2 separate regions of the Homo sapiens genome follow, and region 1 is linked to region 2. The links are chromatin loops, found by intact Hi-C in ENCODE. Cell type or tissue: IMR-90. All regions are shown on one strand. Each heading gives the region's core, and the rest is flanking DNA. Links, peaks and the distances in the headings are about the cores only. Region 1 overlaps ZDHHC14 (zDHHC palmitoyltransferase 14). Region 2 has its middle 66 kb from the start of SNX9.

Region 1 (8,333 bases), core at 25-8,024, 90 kb before region 2:
AATTTTATGACAGTTTAGAAATGATTTGTAGGTTGGGTTTTTCTTACTTCATCAGAATCCCCAAGCACACATATGATTACATGGAAATCATTACCAATTACAAAGTAAGTTGCTCATAGATGGATAAATTTAAAAGTCTAATTAGCTTGGAGTCCCATGCCCTCCCTACACTGCCTTTGCTGTGAGAAACCCAGGTTGCTTCTGGAAGAAGTCCTTTTGGTCTCAAGGCTTCTACCCCCCTGGGAGTGCCCCAAGCGCCATGAGAACATCGGCAGGAGAGGATGAGATGTGTTCTGTGTGGCCCCACAGGTCACATCTAGGACCAGAGAGTGGGCCTGGGATTCAGACTCTACTCAATCCAAGAGGGAACAGCCCAGGACGCAGAGCTCCTAGTGGACAGGAGTCCCCACCCAGAGATGTCAGACTTGGGACAGGGAGCATCTCCTAGCAATGCTGGACAGAGGACTTCAGCATTGGTGGCAAGGGCCGAACATCGACCTTCAGGGTCCTGCCCAGTGGAGGTCCCCTCCAGCAGACTCTTCTCTGTCATCAGGGCTTTGAGCCCATTGTGTCTCATCAACAGGCCAATATCACCAGCAGATAATGTTCCACTGGACTGTACATTTACCGGCCATTCAGGCACCTGGCGAACAGGCCTTTCTGTTGCTTTGGTTCTTTATGGGCTTCTGTGGTTTAGGGACCGTGCTCACAGGACTGTGGAAAGCACGCAAGCAGAGCTGGCGCTAAACGGAACATGAGGCCCGATGCTCTTTCCCGACTCTCCTCTTTGCAGTTCATCCACCTTCACACCGACACGGGGCTCACCACTTCCCAGACTATACCACATGGACATACCACATGCTGTTCCAAGCCTTCCACGTACATAACTTCTGCTAACCCCTCACAGCACCCCTCTGAGCCTGCTACTAATATTATCTCCATTTTATAGATTAACAAAACCGGAGGAGGGAGAGCTTAAGTACAATTTTCTAACAGAAACGTCCTAATTTGACCCCAGAGCCCATGCTTTTAACCCTATGCTATGCACATCAATAAAGAAACATCTACAGGGGTGACTGTGTGTAAAGTGATTTTCAGCCACACCCTTTCAGTCCCCACAACCCATTATCCTTACCCACGCTCCCCTGTGAAAATCTGCCCAGAGGATAGGTCCCTGAGGCTCTGTGCTTTTTCCTTCAATATCTCTCTCTCAGCTCTTCAGACTGGATAATTTCTTTGGATCTCTCTTCATGTTCACTGATTCTTCTGCCATATCCAATCTACTGCTAACTTCATCCAGATAATTTTTCATTTTGCTTATTGTGCTTTTTAGTTGTAAAATTTTGATTTGGTTCTATCATATTTTCCCATTTCTTTGTATGTCTATTAATATTTTATTGACTACAGGACATTTTAGATATGTGGTATAGAGACTCTGGATTTTGTTATCTTACACCAAAGAGTGTTGCCCCTGTTACAGCAAGCAGTTCAGGTACTGGCTAGTCACCTTGAACGTGTGTGGGTTTGTATTATGTTTCGTTAGTACAGATCTGTGGAAAGTTCAAAGTGGTTTCCAGACTTTTTTAATTTGTTGGAACTCAACCTCCAAATTCTGTCTTCTCTGAAGATTGTTTGGTTTCAAGCTTTGTTAGGATGGGTCTAGGGTCTTACTTTAGGGCATGATTCTTACTCCTAAGGCACAGCCTTTCTGATGTCTTTGGGATCCCGGGGATGTGAACAATGTGTTGGAGGTGTTCATGACCTCAGTGTCCCTAATGCACTACTTTTCTCAACCTCGAGTATCTCTATTTCTCTTTCAGCCACATCTCAGCTGCTATCTTATAAGCCTTGGGGCAGGGGATTCTCACCCTGCACATGCCCAGCGCAACCCTTGCCTACAGCCCTTGGAACCTCCACTAGGACTTCTGGTCCTCCTGAACGGACCAGAACGGCATCCTCTTCTCCAGTGTCTTGCCCTGGAGATCCAGCCACTTCAGCTTTCTCGCACTCTGACCTCTGTTTTCTCTATAGCTGAATGACTATGGTCTGCTCAGACTCCAGCTCTGTGCAATGGTTGGGGAACTTTCCCCAAGAAAAGAATTGGTTGGTTGTGGGGCTTACCTTGTGAGTTTCCCTTCCCTCAGGGATTACAGTCTTGCATTGCCTGTGGTGCACTACTGGAAACCATTTGCCTCCTGTACTTTGGCCAGTTTCATATACTCCCTTATATACAGGCTGAATGCTGGTCCAGTATCAGTTCTCCATCATTCCTGGGAGTAGAAGAGAAGCTTTGTCTCTATAATTAGAGGACATGTTACAACCCATGTTGCCATATGTTCCAGACATGGGTTGTTTGCTACCCACTCTACCAACAATAAACACTGAGTTAGCCGTGGGGTGTGACTACTCTGACCTAAAGCTGTTTCCAGTGTTTACTTTGAAGGAGGAGCCTCTGGAGACAGATTTAGCATCAGACTCAGCATGTTCATTTGCAGAGGAGAGAAAGGCTGGTGGGAAAGAGGCCCCAGGTATCTTTGGTCAAACTTTTGCCTGCCATCTTATTTTAGGACCAGTATCCGGATAAGAAAGGTATTTCTTGAATGATAGAAGACGTGCTCCTAAGGAAATATGCAATACTTTAGAAATTAGAGATAAATGCTTTATAATTTTACGTCTAGATAAGCACCCTGATATTGCAGGTCAAAAAATTAGATAAATATTGATAGAAAGCTGGCATCAAAGTACCTAATGAGGTCTTATTTATTATCTCAAAAATGGGAAAATTCAGTGTTAGTGTATCCTCTCTCACAAGTGGGGGATGGGGGTGGTTATTCAGTGCCTATGAAATTTTCTCTCTACTATAAATTCTCAAGGAAGAAAATGTTAGGGAAGCAACAATGTGACATCTAAAGCAATAATGTGATGGGTGTGACCACAGGTGTCTCTTGCCATCTGAACTCCTATGAAATTTCAAGGACCCATACTGGAAGTATGTGCAGATAACCCAGAGCCAGCTGAGGACCACATTTTCATTATTGCTGCTTCCCTCATTATTGGCTTTTATTATGAGCTAACATTGAAGTTCTATCTAGAACAATGTATATGCATGACATACTCACGACATCCAGTTATGATCCACTTTTTAGTGTACACACTTCATTTGATTGTCAAATAATTTAACTTTTGTATAGCATTGGTGTCATCATTTATGCTTATATCTGGCACTTGTTGCTACAAAGGTCCTTTGGGATCGCATGCTAAATGCAAAGATAGTAACATGGTACATAATTGCTACAATTTTGTTTTTAGAAAATCATTTACTGTATTTACTTAACCTAACATTTTAAATACCCCAATCCAGTATCAAAACAAGATTAAACCAGCAGTTGCATGATTTATTAAGCTAGTATTGCAGAAGAACTCTCCATGTAATCTGAAAAATCAAATGTAGTAGGAAAAAAAATAACTTAGGCAAACGTAAATGATAATGTTAAATAAAAGAATACAAAAAAGCTCTCCTTCCAACCTGCACCTGCATTTTAGGTGGACTTTAGAAGACTGTGGTGTTTCTGTAACTGTTAATAAGCATTCATAAGACCCCAGAACAGAGCTTCACAGCCAAGCAGAAATACATGATGCGTAACTCTAATGCTTTTGACAGAATTGGAGCAAAAGAAATAAATAATTTCACTCATTCTTAATTTGTACACAGACCATCTAGAAAGCTCCTAGTTTTGCTTTTAGTAGCATCTGTACACTCGGTTTTTTCAGACAAGACGTCAGCTAGGGTAAAATAAAATGTATTCCTACATGAGCAATTTTATTTGAGAATCTGCAGAAACAGGAATGATCTCTATGGCATTTTTAAATTGTAACATTAAGTGCTAATGTGTATGACTTCCAGACATCTGAAGCCATAAACTTCTTTGCAAGTTACATGCCGACACTTCATTTGGGCAGTAAATCAGCTGTCACAGTGACTTACTGCAATGACAGCAAAAGCTCCAGCACTCCAGACAGTGGGATTTTTATGCTGCCAGCAGAAAGGTCTTTTCATAGACACTCTTACAAGAAATCAAAATTCTATTCTATTAGTATCCAGCATTCGGCCAATTTTTGACCTTAAAAATTGGTAATGTCATATGATTCAACCTAATATTTGATACATATGAACTTTTAAAAGGTTGTTTTGGAATAAAAACATGAGTATCTCAGTTTTCTGTTCAGAGTAGATGGACTATCACTGTCAGATATCTAAGTGGTCAGCTGTTTTTCCTTAGGATTATATAACTGGTTAGATCAATTCAAACATAACCAACGGCTTCTTGGTGTTAGCCGGGATGTATGCACAGCCACCAAATTGTAAGAGAGAAAAAGCGAGCGGTGATGTCTCCCTCTACTGGTGGAAGGTAAAAGGGTCCTCAAATGAAAAGCCAGGAAGGCTGGGTAGCGGAGGGAAAAGGGTTCAAAGTAAAAAAGAGAGAGGTAGAAAGGAAGAAACAAAGAAGAAAAAGAGAAGACGGAAAAAGGAGAAGTGGGAGAGAAATCAATGGGGAAGAAGGATAGAGGGGAAGAGAGTTGGTGAGTCCAGAGAGCAAGAAAGTTAAGTAGAAAAGTCAACAAGAAATGGGCAAATAAGAATTAGAAGCAAAGGTTTAAAAAAAAAAAAAGGGAAGTGTAAGAATATTTGTCATGGCCATCTCCACAGTAACCCTGAAAATACTGGCCATTTTCCCCCATGACTTTCTCAAATGAGAATCACAGCCATGAAGGTTTATGAACCCATCGCCCTTGGAATTCTGGCAGAGTGGAAAATTAGGAAAAGCTCTTTTAAAAAAATCAGGTATCCCTGAGTCATTTGATATCTAAGTTTTTTCTAAGAAGCATATGTTCAAAACAGGCGACGTTTTGAGAGCGTTTAATGAGAATTGTAAATTCCAGTCAGTAGAGTCATTGCACTACCCTTGGTTGGAATCTGACAAAACTCTGCTCTGTCCACGCCAGTGCTCTCTTCTGAGCCAACAGGAGATTTAGATGGGTGACACCCTGCAGAACAGAGCCTGGTCCCCGTGTGCCCCAACTGAGATTTGCCTTCTAAATGGAAATCAGTTTGAATGTGGCAAAGTGTTTTCAAAGCTGTGAACTACACGCAGGACTTAGATACTTAGGTGCCTGATGCCAGTGCCCCTGCCCCCTGCTGTCATCCCAGCAGGAAAGCTGGGGAGGGCACAGAGAGTAGGTTCATTATTACTACAAAAGCAGTCCCTCTATCAGGGGAAACACCCATAGCTAGACTTAGATAGACAGTCATCTTTTAAGATGTTTAAACAAATCTGTGTAGAAGAGGTGCTTATCATCAGATAAGTCAGGGTTCCAAAGAGTCATTTGGAAAACATTTCTGAGTGACTTCTATATAGATTTTTTAAATTAAATGGCTTACGGGCTAGGCACGGTGGCTCAGACCTGTAATCCCAGCACTTTGGGAGGCCGAGGAAGGCAGATCACTTGAGGTCAGGAGTTTGAGACCAGCCTGGCCAACACAGTAAAACCCCCATCTCCACTAAAAAAAAAAAAAAAAAAAATACAAAAATTAGCCAGGCATGGTGGTGCGTGCCTGTAGTCCCAGCTACTCAGGAGGCTGAGGTAGGAGAATTGTTTGAACCCAGGAGGCAGAGGCTGCAGTGAGCCAAGATCGTGCCACTGCACTCCAGCCTGGGTGACAGAGTGAGACTCCATCTCAAAAAAAACAAAACAAAACAAAAATTAAATGGCTTAGGCTAAACTTCTTCTTTCACAAATATTATTTCACACCTTCTTCAAGTCCTTAAGCTTCACCCTTGACAAACTCAAGAGCATTTCCAACAAGGTCCTGGCCAGTGAGGCCCACACAGTGTTTGCTACAGTTCTTAACAAGTCGTAGGTACAGCATGGCAAAGCACCAGTAGGTATGTGCTGGAGTGGGCCAGGTTTGGAGTGGTCTGAACCATGCCATGGGAGACCTCCTTTAAGAAAAAACAAACAATATGCAGAGAACGAGGCCTTGGAAAGAGGCTGTGTAAGTAAAGGAGCCTGAAGCATCATTAGCTTCCCAGTAAAGCCACCTCTAGGGCTGTTATCTTTAAGTTAGCAAAGGGATGTTTGCAAATGGAAGTCTCCGAAGGTGCACCCAACTCTGCATCAACCCCAACAGGGAACACAGTCTCTCAGGAGCTTAACCGACCACTGCCGACAGCCACCTTATCCGAGAAGGTTCTCGTGGGTGTGCAGGAGCTCTTTGCAGGCTTAGGTGGCAGAGAGGTGATCAGGGGAGAGGAAAAGGGCCAGCAGCTGATGGAGTAGTGCAAAGTAGAAGAATGCACAAGAGAGGGGTGGTGGGGGGGGAAGACAGAGAGTGGAGGAGAGCCCACCTCTCCCCAGAGAGGAAAGTTGAAAGAAACAGAGGGTTGAGGCGAGCCCACCTCTTCCCACAGGGAAGGTGAAAGAGACAGAGAGGGTTGGAAGGAGAGGAGCCCGCCTCTGCCCTCAGGCTCCTACTGTGTGACCTTGACTGTCTCCTCCAGCTCCACCCTCGAACATATTTTTCTGTGAGTCTGTGAGAGTCAGTCAGAAGTACTTGGGCTGAACCCTAAAACAGAATTTGCCAATTAGTCTTCAGTAGAGAAGGCTTTCTTCAGGTCAACAGAGACAAGCAAATCTAATTTGCCATTTCCTTGTTCCTTAGAGCCAGGGGGTATTGTGTGGACAGAAAGCATTAGGATGAGTGAGGGCTCCAGAGGGGAAGCTTGAAAACAAGATGCCTTGGTCCAGCAAGGGCGCTGGCTTGCCAGCTGAGCTCTCTGAAGCGGCAGCTCCGCCCTGGGCTCATTCCCAGGCCCGGCCTGCTGGAGGCTGTGCGGAGTTACAGGAAATGGGAGTGCCGCTGCGGCTCAGCTGCCTCTGTCAGTAAGAATACGAAACGGTGATGTTCATAAAACATTCTTTGCAAAGCACAGTCCGTCCAAACCCTGGTATAGTTTCCAGAAGACGAATGTTTAATCAATGAGGCTGCTCTGCCTCTGCCTCTGCCCTGTCAAGACTGAGCCCATGTCCTGAGCAGAGCTGACAGCATGGGAGAGCGCCCGCAGCCTACACAGGCCACAGCTGTCTGCAGCCTGCTCAGTAGCCCCCACCGGAAGGGACCTGCACCCTGAGCTGAAATTCCCTGCAAGAGCAGAGAAAGCTACTCTGTTGCCCACCTGACAGCTTGGAGAAGCACCGCCGTGGCACAAATGATTGTGGTGATGAGTGGAAAGGATTGTTAACGCTTCACAGTCAGCCCCTTCCAAGTACTTTTTATTTATTTATTTATTTAGAGACAAGGTCTTGCTCTGTCGCCCAGGCTGGAGTACAGTGGCGTGATCTCAGCTCACTGGAACCTCTGCCTTCTGGGCTCAAATGATTCTCCTACCTCAGCCTCCTGAGAAGCTGGGATTACATTTGTGTGCCACCATGCCCAGCTAATTTTTGTATTTTTTGTAGAGATGAGGTTTTGCCATGTTGCCCAAGCTGGTCTCGAACTCCTGAGCTCAGGTGATCCTGCCTGCCTTAGCCCCCCAAAGTGCTGGGATTATAGGCATGAGCCACTGTGCCCGGCCGCCTTCCAAGTAGTTTCTAATGGCCTTTCCTTTCCTCCAAATAACCCTACTCCCCTCCCCTCCCCCGCACTTTGGCACCTTTCTTTCCCAAGCCTTCCCCAGCTTCTCAGTGTTTTGCAATTGCACTGTCCAGGCTAAAGCCACAGAAAAGCAAGGATCTTCGTGAGACTTGCTTGCCCTCTTCATAGCTCCACTATGAACTTTACTCTTGCCTAGGACCTAATCTTTGAGCATCTAAAGCCTGCAGATTCTTGAAGACTGCAGCCCCTCAACCTTCTCTTCTAGGCTGGAGGGTGGCTCAGGGTGGCCTACTACTTGTGATTTTAGAAAGAAACCCATGAGGCTGGGAAGGAAGTGTGCACTGCATGAAATAAGTGCCTTAGGATCAGCAGCTTTGGGTGAACTTCCTCCCTCCCCTCAAGGCTGCGTTGTGCATGTTGGCTCTGCACCGCTCTGTGGCTGCAGGGGTATGAGCAATGGCAGCTCTGTGCGAGTCTCTTATCAGGAAGAGGTCGGAGCACCTAAATCACAAAGCCATTGGTGAGTGGTTCTTCAGTAACTCTAGCCTTCTGATAAAGAGGAGGAGATAATAAGCCAAATAACATTTATTAAGCATCTGCTGTGTCCAATGTGGAATAGTGGAAAGAGGTCTACCCCAGCTCCAAATCCTAGATCCATCCCTTACTTTCATCTGTAAGG
Region 2 (8,333 bases), core at 224-8,223:
CGCAGTGTCTTGTGTCCCTGGGTACTTGAGATTAGGGAGTGGTGATGACTTTTAACAAGCATGCTGCCTTGAAGCATTTGTTTAACAAAGCACATCCTGCATAGCCCTAAATCCATTAAACCTTGAGTCGACACAGCCCATGTTTCTGCGAGCACAGGGTTGGGGGTAGGGTTACAGATTAACAGCATCTCAAGGCAGAAGAATTTTTCTTAGTACAGAACAAAATGGAGTCTCTTATGTCTACTTCTTTCTATATAGACAAAGTAACAGTCTGATCTCTCTTTCTTTTCTCCACACAGGATAGATCTTATGTTAAGTGTTCTTGCCATAGTTTTCTTTTTAGTGGCAAAAAAAAAAAAAAAAAAGAGGGAGTACAGCAGCTGTGAATAGAGATTATAGATAATTATGGATTCTTGTTTAGCATGCTTTCAGATTGAACTCATTATGGTCTAACCAAGGGGATTTAGTCTCATATAAAAAGAAGTTCACAGGTAGAGCAGTTTCAGGGCTAATTCAGTAACTCAAAAAGGTACTTCCATTTCTTCAAGGATCCAAGTTGTTTACATTTCTTCAGTCTACCAGACTCAATAGACTTATTTTGCCTCGGGCTGTTTCCTTTCATCATCACAAGGTGGTTGCCAAATCCCGAGATTAAAAACAGCCATGGTTAAGTCCAGAGAAGAACAAGGATCTGTGTCTTTTTTTTCCCTCTATTTTCAAAGGAAGAGAAAAAAATCTTTCCACAAGCCTCCAGATTTCCCCCAGTGTCTAATTGGCCAGAACAGGTCACATATTCCCTCCTAAGCCAGTCACTGGGACCACCATAATTGCCTGGGGTCATCAAGATTCTGCTTCTGTAACCGCCCAAGGGGTTCACCTTGCCCCGCTGCCTAGACAGAGCCAATTCATCAAGACACGGGAATTGCAATAGAGAAAGAGTAATATACGCAGAGCCGGCTGTATGGGAGACTGGAGTTTTATTATTACTCAAATCAGTCTCCCTGATCATTGGGGAGCAGAGTTTTTAAAGATAATTTGGTGGGTGGGGGAAAGCCAGTAAGCCAGGAGTACTGGTTGGTCAGAGATGAAATCATGGGGAGTCAAAGCTGTCTTGTGCTGAATCAGTTCCTAGGTGGGAGCCACAAGATCAGGTGAGCCAGTTTATTGATGGGGTGGTGCCAGCTGATCCATCAAGTGCAGGGTCTGCAAATATATCTCAAGCACTGATTTCTAGGAGCAGTTTAGGGAGGGTCAGAATCTTGTAGCCTCCAGCTGCACGACTCCTAAATCATAATTTCTAATCTTGTGGCTAATGTTAGTCCTACAAAGGCAATCTAGTCTCCAAGCAAGAAGGAGGTCTGCTTTGGCAAAGAGCTATTAGTGTCTTTGTTTAAACTATAAACTAAGTTTCTCCCAAAGTTAGTTCAGCTTACGCCCAGGAATGAACACAGACAGCTTGGAGGTGAGAAGCAAGATGCAGTCGGTTAAGTTAGATCTCTCTCACTGTCTCAGTCATAATTTTGCAAAGGCAGTTTCACTTCTAGGACAGAAAATGGGAAGCACAGATAGGATAGAAACCTGGACAAGAGGAGGATTCTACTGGAAGGAAGCAGTTGGGTGGCTGCATTTTTTGGATGCTTCCTGTTTTGAGACATAAAAGTGCTTTGTTGAAGGTGGGTCTGTCTGACGTGCGTCACACATTGTATGAACTGAGCAACATGCATGTTGTGAGCGTGGACATCAGCACGTCCTAAGTCTGCTCTGTGCCTCTGAGTTTCGAGAGCAAAATTTCTGAGTGAGGGCTCTCCCTCTCACCTGTGCAGCTATCACAACCTCAAAGCATCCAAGACTATGGTCGGAATAGCAGTGCAGGTGTTACAGGAAAGGGGTCCTGATCCAGATCCCAAGAGAGGGTTCTTGGATCTTGTGCAAGAAAGAATTCAGGGTGAGTCCATAGAATAAAGTGAAAGCAAGTGTATTAAGAAAGTAAAGGAATAAAGAATGGCTACTCCATAGACAGAGCAGCCCCGAGGGCTGCTGGTTGCCCATTTTTATGGTTGTTTCTTGATGATATGCTAAACAAGGGGTGAATCTCATGTCTCCCCTTTTTAGACCATGCAGGGTAACTTCCTGACATTGCCATGGCACTTGTAAACTGTCATGGTGCAGGTGGGAGTGTAGCAGTGAGGACGACCAGAGGTCACTCTCGTGGCCATCTTGGTCTTGGTGAGATAGGGCCGGCTTCTTTACTGCAACCTGCTTTATCAGCAAGGTCTTTATGACCTGCATCTTGTGCTGACCTCTTATCTCATCTTGTGACTTAGAATGCCTTAACAGTCTGGGAATGCAGCCCAGTAGGTCTCCGCCTCATTTTACCCAGCTCTGTATTCAAGATGGAGTTGCTCTGGTTCGCATGCCTCTGACACCGGGAGAAATTCTCCCTCTCAGCCATCTCTTTCCTAGTGGCCTCTCTCAGCATCATATGTTAGTCACTCCTCCCTTCCTGGTAGGGAAGAGAATGCCTCCGGGTTAGAAAAACACCAGCTGAGAGTTTATAGACATTTCTCTTTGAACATGTGGAACAACAAAGACTACTGATAGACTGTTGGGCATAATTTTAGAATTTGCCTTATTTTGTCAAAGATTAAAGAAAGAAAAGGCCACTTTCCCACTATTCGATTTAACTCAGTCGGATTATACGGTGACAATGTCACTCACTGATTTAAGCTTGAATGTGAGAGATTTAAAAGCAATGGCTTGAAAGGAGTTGTTTTGCATCTTAAAAGAAACCACGACTTCAGAGTGATTTTGATTTTCCATTCCTACAAAGGAAGAAACGAAGCTAAATGCTTTTAATCCTAAAAGTGCCCTTTCAGAATTTCTGGGATCACGGTTGCAAGGCAGAAGTGGAGAACTACCCATTGGATGCCTCTCCAGGAGTCACATCTGTCTCCTCAGACTTTGATCTTCTCAGACATTGCTGGAGAGGCAGGGACAGAAAGTTCAGATGCTACGGAAAGACAGTGTGGGTCAGACCACACAGTGTTCCTTTGAAACTCCTGGCTTACTGGCTTTCCCCCACCCACCCATCAAGTGTGTCCTTTGAGGTGAGACATAACATCAGCTGACTAACAAGATGTTTGCCAGTAATCACATCTGATGACAGTAAATGTCAGTCTCCCAACACAATTTCTATTTTATTTCATTAATACCATCCTCAGTGGTTTGCTTGAAAGGGTTAAATTAGCTAGGCATGGTGGCTCATGCCTGTAATCCCTACACTTTGGGAGGCTGAGGTAAGCAGATCACTTGAGGTCAGGAGTTCAAGACCAGCCTGGGCAACATGGTGAAACCCTGTCTCTACAAAAAATACAAAAATTGGCTGGGCGTGGTGGCAAGTGCCTGTAGACCCAAGTACTTGGGGGGCTGAGGCAGGAGGATTGCTTGAACCCAGGAGGTGGAGGTTGCAGTGAGCTGTGATTGTTCCTCTGCACTCTGCACTCTAGCTGGGCAACAGAGTGAGACTCTGTCTAAAAAAAAAAAAAGAGTTAAATTGGAAAATGTATGTCTTGGTGCTCTGTAAATTGCGAAGCTCTACATAAGTATGATTCCCTGTCTTTATAAATTTGCAATCTGGTGTGCCATGTCTGGGGACAATAACTCCTTCATTGCTCCAGGCACAGAGTTCTGGATTGAGGTCCTGGCTTCTGCTTCTCCAAGATTATCCAAATTTCTTGCTCCTTGAAGGTGGACTTTGAGGACCAGCATCACTTGTGTACCCCATAGCTTCTAATGCAGCAAGCAGGGAATAGACACTCCAGCAAGCAAGTGAATAAGCAAAGAAAACCAGGCCCCCGAGACGCAGGCGGATCCCCAGGCGGATCCCCAGAGGCAACAGAGTCAAATATGCGGGAAAGAATCTGATTCCGGCCAGCAGAGGGCAGGAGCGAGAGGAAACTGGGCATCTCAGCAACAAAGCAGGCTGTGCCAACCTGCGGCCGAGGGCCAGATCGCAAGCCCCGGTGCAGAGAGGACGCCGGGAGAATCCAGCTAATTCTGACAGCCTTTCCCTTGGACTTTAGCTGTAATGTGTGTGTGTTCCATTATCTCACACATCACTGCACTGAATTCCACTTCAACTTCCACCCCCTCCCCCCACCAGGAGCTGGCAGTTAAGATATTTACCAAGATGGTGCTGCCTCTCTAGTAAAACTCAGGAGGATTAAAATAATAATAAACAAACCGAGAGAGGGAGTCCAGAAAAGTGGACTAGGAAGCACAACACAGAAGCAGCTTCAGCACTGGAAAATATTCAGTCGTAAGAATCACCATGCATTCCCTCAGTGCTTGGCAGCCACTTTCTCACTTGAGCCCCATACTCTTTGTATGAGGTATGGGGTGGCTACTTGTGGAGTGCTGTGTCTAAGTCACCCTGCATGGGAGAGGCAGCACCAGGATTCTAACTCAGGATCCTGGGGCCTTATCCACGGCACTCTGTTACCGGGGACACGCTCATTCACTCAACAAACCTTCACGGACTGCCCATCAGTTCTTGTGCCAGGTATACAGAAGGGAAGGACACGGTCCTGTCCTCCAAGAGCTCATCCTCCAAAAGAGCATGGATACTAATAAACAGTCACAGTTTGGTATGACATGGCCATGACAGAGAAGAGTCACCCAACGCAAACTGGGAGGGCCAGTGAACATTTCCAGGAGGAAGTGACAGAAGTTGCCCTGCTGATGACCTCAGTGGCACCATTCATTTTATCACTATGTACCAGAAAATTGTCATAATCTACAGTGACCTCAGATGTGCACAGGGCACCCTCCACCTCTTTGCAATGCCCCTTGCACAGCCATACTGGGAAGCTTGCAGCTGAACCAAGCTTTGAAGGATGACTAGGAGCAGGCAATCAAAGAAAGGAATAGGGGCTAGGGCTGGCGTCGGGTGGAGGGATTCTGGGTGAAGGGGTTGGCACCAGCATAGGGGGTAGGCCTGAGAAATGTCCCCACAGCTGGAGCGTAGGTCTCAGGAGGAATGGTAACAAGAAGACTAAGAAGCAGATGGGGAGGCCAGGAGTTTGAGGAGCTTGGGCAACATAGCAGGACCTCGTCTCCACAAAAAGAAATTAAAAATTAGCCGGCCATGGTGGTGCATGCCTGTAGTCCCACTTACTCAGGAGGCTGAGGCAGGAGGATCACTTGAGCCCAGGAGTTCAAAGTTACAGTGAGGTGTGATCTCACTGCTGCACTCCAGCCTCCAAGGTCTTCAGAGCAAGACCCTATCAAAAAAGAAAAGAAAAGAAAGAAGAAAGGAAGGAAGGAAAGAAGGAAAGAGAAAGAGAGAAAGAAAGAAAGAAAAAAGAGAGGAAGGAAGGAAAAAGAAAAGAAAGAAAAAAGAAGCAGATGAGGCCAGGTCACCTAAAAGGCCTTTTCTACCATGCCAAGGAGGCTAGATGTTACATGGAATGCTATGAGGGTCTTTGGGAGAATATTATACAGGGAAATGGCAATATCATAAATGTGATTTCAGAAATATCATTACTCTAGCAGCATGGAGAATGGATTCGAGAGCGGCAAGTCTGGGGATAGGAGAGCAGTGAGGAGCTTCCCGATGATCCCAGAGCAAAATGACAAGGGCCTGGGGAAAAGACACTCTTGGTGGGGGCAGAGGAAGGGGAGGCTTCCGGAGTTGGGCAGGAAGAAGAACAGATCAAATCTACCAACTAAACAATGGTAAGTGGGAGAGGTCAGGGGTAAGGATGACTGAAGGCTCTGGCTGGGGTCACTGGGCACATGGTGACACCATGTCCCCTGGATAAGCCCCATGAGGGTGGGACTGTGGCTGAGTCACAGCTGTATGGTCAGCACGTGTAGTGACTAGCAGGTAATGGGTGTCTGAGAAGTATTTATGGGGTGAACGCTAGCATGGATGCCTGCGTGAGCAAGACAGGTAGGGATGATGGAACCTGTTGAGTAGGAGACGCCTGAGAGATGGTCACAGGAAGCTGTGCAGCAGGAAGTTGCACAGATGAGACCTGAGTTCAACAGGGAGACCTGAACTGAAGGCAGGGATCTGGGAAGCAGCGGCATTCACGTTCCCAGTGAGGACAGTGGAAGAAGACCTCAGGTCCTGAAAAACACCAACAGCTGAAGGGCCAGCAGAGGAACCTGTGCCCTCAGAGAAGGTTTAAAATCATAGCAAGGAACAATGATGGTGTTGAGAGTTTCAAAAGACAGGAGTCTCTGGGAGGCCAAGTAGAATAAGGAGTGAAATTTACCTATTGAATTTGGCAACCTGGACGTCAGAAGTCACACGGCCCTGGCTGGTAGGAATTCTGAGTCATGCAGGCTGCGGGCAGGGGACCATGACATCTAGCTGAAGCCATGCAAAGATGGGGCCTGAGAGCCAAACCAGGCTGTGACATGCTAGAGCTGGCCCTGATGGGCCCAGGAGCACTCATGGTTAAATTTTCAGGAAATTTGCAAGCTGGTTGTTAAACACAGCCATTATTAAAAATTAAATGGGTCAGGCGCAGTGGTTTATGCCTGTAATCCCAACACTTTGGGAGGCTGAGGCTGGTGGATCACTTGAGGTCAGGAGTTTGAGGTCAGCATGGCCAATATGGTGAAACCCTGTCTCTAGTAAAAATACAAAAATTAGCTGGGCATGGTGGCGGGCGCCTGTAGTCCCAGCTACTCAAGAGGCTGAGGTGTGAGCTTTGAGTCCAGGTGGTTGAGGCTGAAGTGAGCCATGATCATGCCACTGCACTCTAGCCTGGGCAACAGAGGGAGACCCTGTCTCCAAATAAATATAGAAATAAATAAGAAAAATAAATAAAAGTTTAATGATATAAACTTACAAATTGAATAGATTATACTAAAAACAAAAGTAATAAACACTTAAAGCTCATCACTTCCTAGTGATCTACACTTTACTATTACCTATGCCATCAAAGTTTGTTTTTTTTGTTTGTTTGTTTGTTTTTTGTTTTCTTTTTTAGATGGAGTCTTGCTGTGTTTCCCAGCTGGAGTACAGTGGTGTGAACTTGGCTCACTGCAACTTCCACCTCCCAGGTTCAAGCAATTCCCCTGCCTCAGCCTCCCGAGTAGCTGGGACTACAGGCGTGCACCACCACACTGGCTAATTTTTTTTATCTTTTTTTCAGTAGAGATGGGGTTTCACCATGTTGGCCAGGATGGTCTCAATCTCCTGACCTCGTGATCTGCCCACCTTGGCCTCCCAAAATGCTGGGATTACAGGCGTGAGCCACCACGCCCGGGCCATCAAGGTTATTTACATCTGCGTGTCTGAGTGGAGGAAGCATTATATAACCCTGTTCTGCTGCACATCTCTTTCCACCTCTGCGTTCAGTGACTTCTTACTGACAGCTGGAAATTGGCCATGGGGGCAGTATTTACACCACAGAAATTGGCAAATGTACATTTCAGGACTCTTCTTCCAGAGAGCCTGTTGTGCACATTTACTAGCACACCATTAAAACCAGGCCACAGGGTGTCACCATCCACATTTCTCCCCCAGAGAGTGTCCAAAGGTTCAAATCGCAAAGTAGGGAGCTCAAGTCTGAGCCAGAGTGGCCTCTATCTCAATCAGTCTGGTGAGGCTGGTATAGCAGAGCTGGGGTGACAGCCAAGCGTTTAGACAAGGACAGTTCTTAGCCTCAGGAGATGCCAGTGTCACAGCTTCAGATAGCTCTCTGTCCAGGTGCAGGTGCAGGACCAGCCAGTGAGGGTACAGAGGATATGGGGACTGGGAGGAAGTAGTTTCCGGTTGCCTGACCTGACATTCAGGGCTGGATTTGAGGCCCAGAAGAAATCTAGGATCAGGGCAGACGCCAGCTGGTGGCCTGGTCACCTACACTGGCCTGGGTGGGGACAGGGAGTTGCACAGACTGACTCCCTTCCTACTCCCTCATGGAGAAGGGTCTTCAACACCTTTGCAGGTCCTTCCCATTGCCCCAGGCCTGGCTGATGCAAGCAGGTAGGGAGCGAGAGGGCAGGCTGGGGAAGGCAGTGTCTGGCAACACAGCCGGGGGAAAAGAGATTTATTTTACAACAACAACAAGAAGACTAATAAAAATAATTTTGAAAAAATCTGATGGATAACATGAATCACCCTCGTATGAATCACTAGTTACACTTGGTGGTGTACCAAGGAGAAGGAGAGAGCTGTGGGAGTCAGGGTGCATTGTCTGCAGAGAATTTAAAAATAGGAAGAAAAACACTGCAGTGGTCTGCTTTCTATTATCGCCATGTGTGGCGATTGTAAACAATGGCAGACCCACCCCCACACCACTGGTTACACCCCAGAC

The links. Hi-C counts contacts between places; a loop is a spot of excess contacts. Peaks named below come from ENCODE experiments on the same cell type or tissue, not always from the same donor. Only the 100,000 strongest peaks of a DNase experiment are listed, where the experiment ranks them.
Region 1: it touches region 2 in a loop (2.1-fold over the local background); 19 of 110 quality-filtered maps call a loop at or near these places.

The regions. Positions count from the first base shown.
Region 1 is chr6:157,662,961-157,671,293 of GRCh38, forward strand. All of the region lies in intron 8 of ZDHHC14 (zDHHC palmitoyltransferase 14), which reads left to right. Among named protein-coding and RNA genes, the nearest start is that of MIR3692, 140 kb to the left of the region's middle. RefSeq lists enhancers at 6,407-7,014, 7,015-7,620. In IMR-90, for the core only: CTCF peaks have their summits at 4,397 (motif pointing left) and 6,879; DNase peaks (open chromatin) are centred at 4,361 and 6,901; H3K27ac peaks cover 738 bases.
Region 2 is chr6:157,752,886-157,761,218 of GRCh38, forward strand. No RefSeq gene overlaps it. Among named protein-coding and RNA genes, the nearest start is that of SNX9, 66 kb to the right of the region's middle. RefSeq lists silencers at 1-206, 2,432-2,726. In IMR-90, for the core only: a CTCF peak has its summit at 3,944 (motif pointing right); DNase peaks (open chromatin) are centred at 3,976 and 8,176; H3K27ac peaks cover 1,038 bases.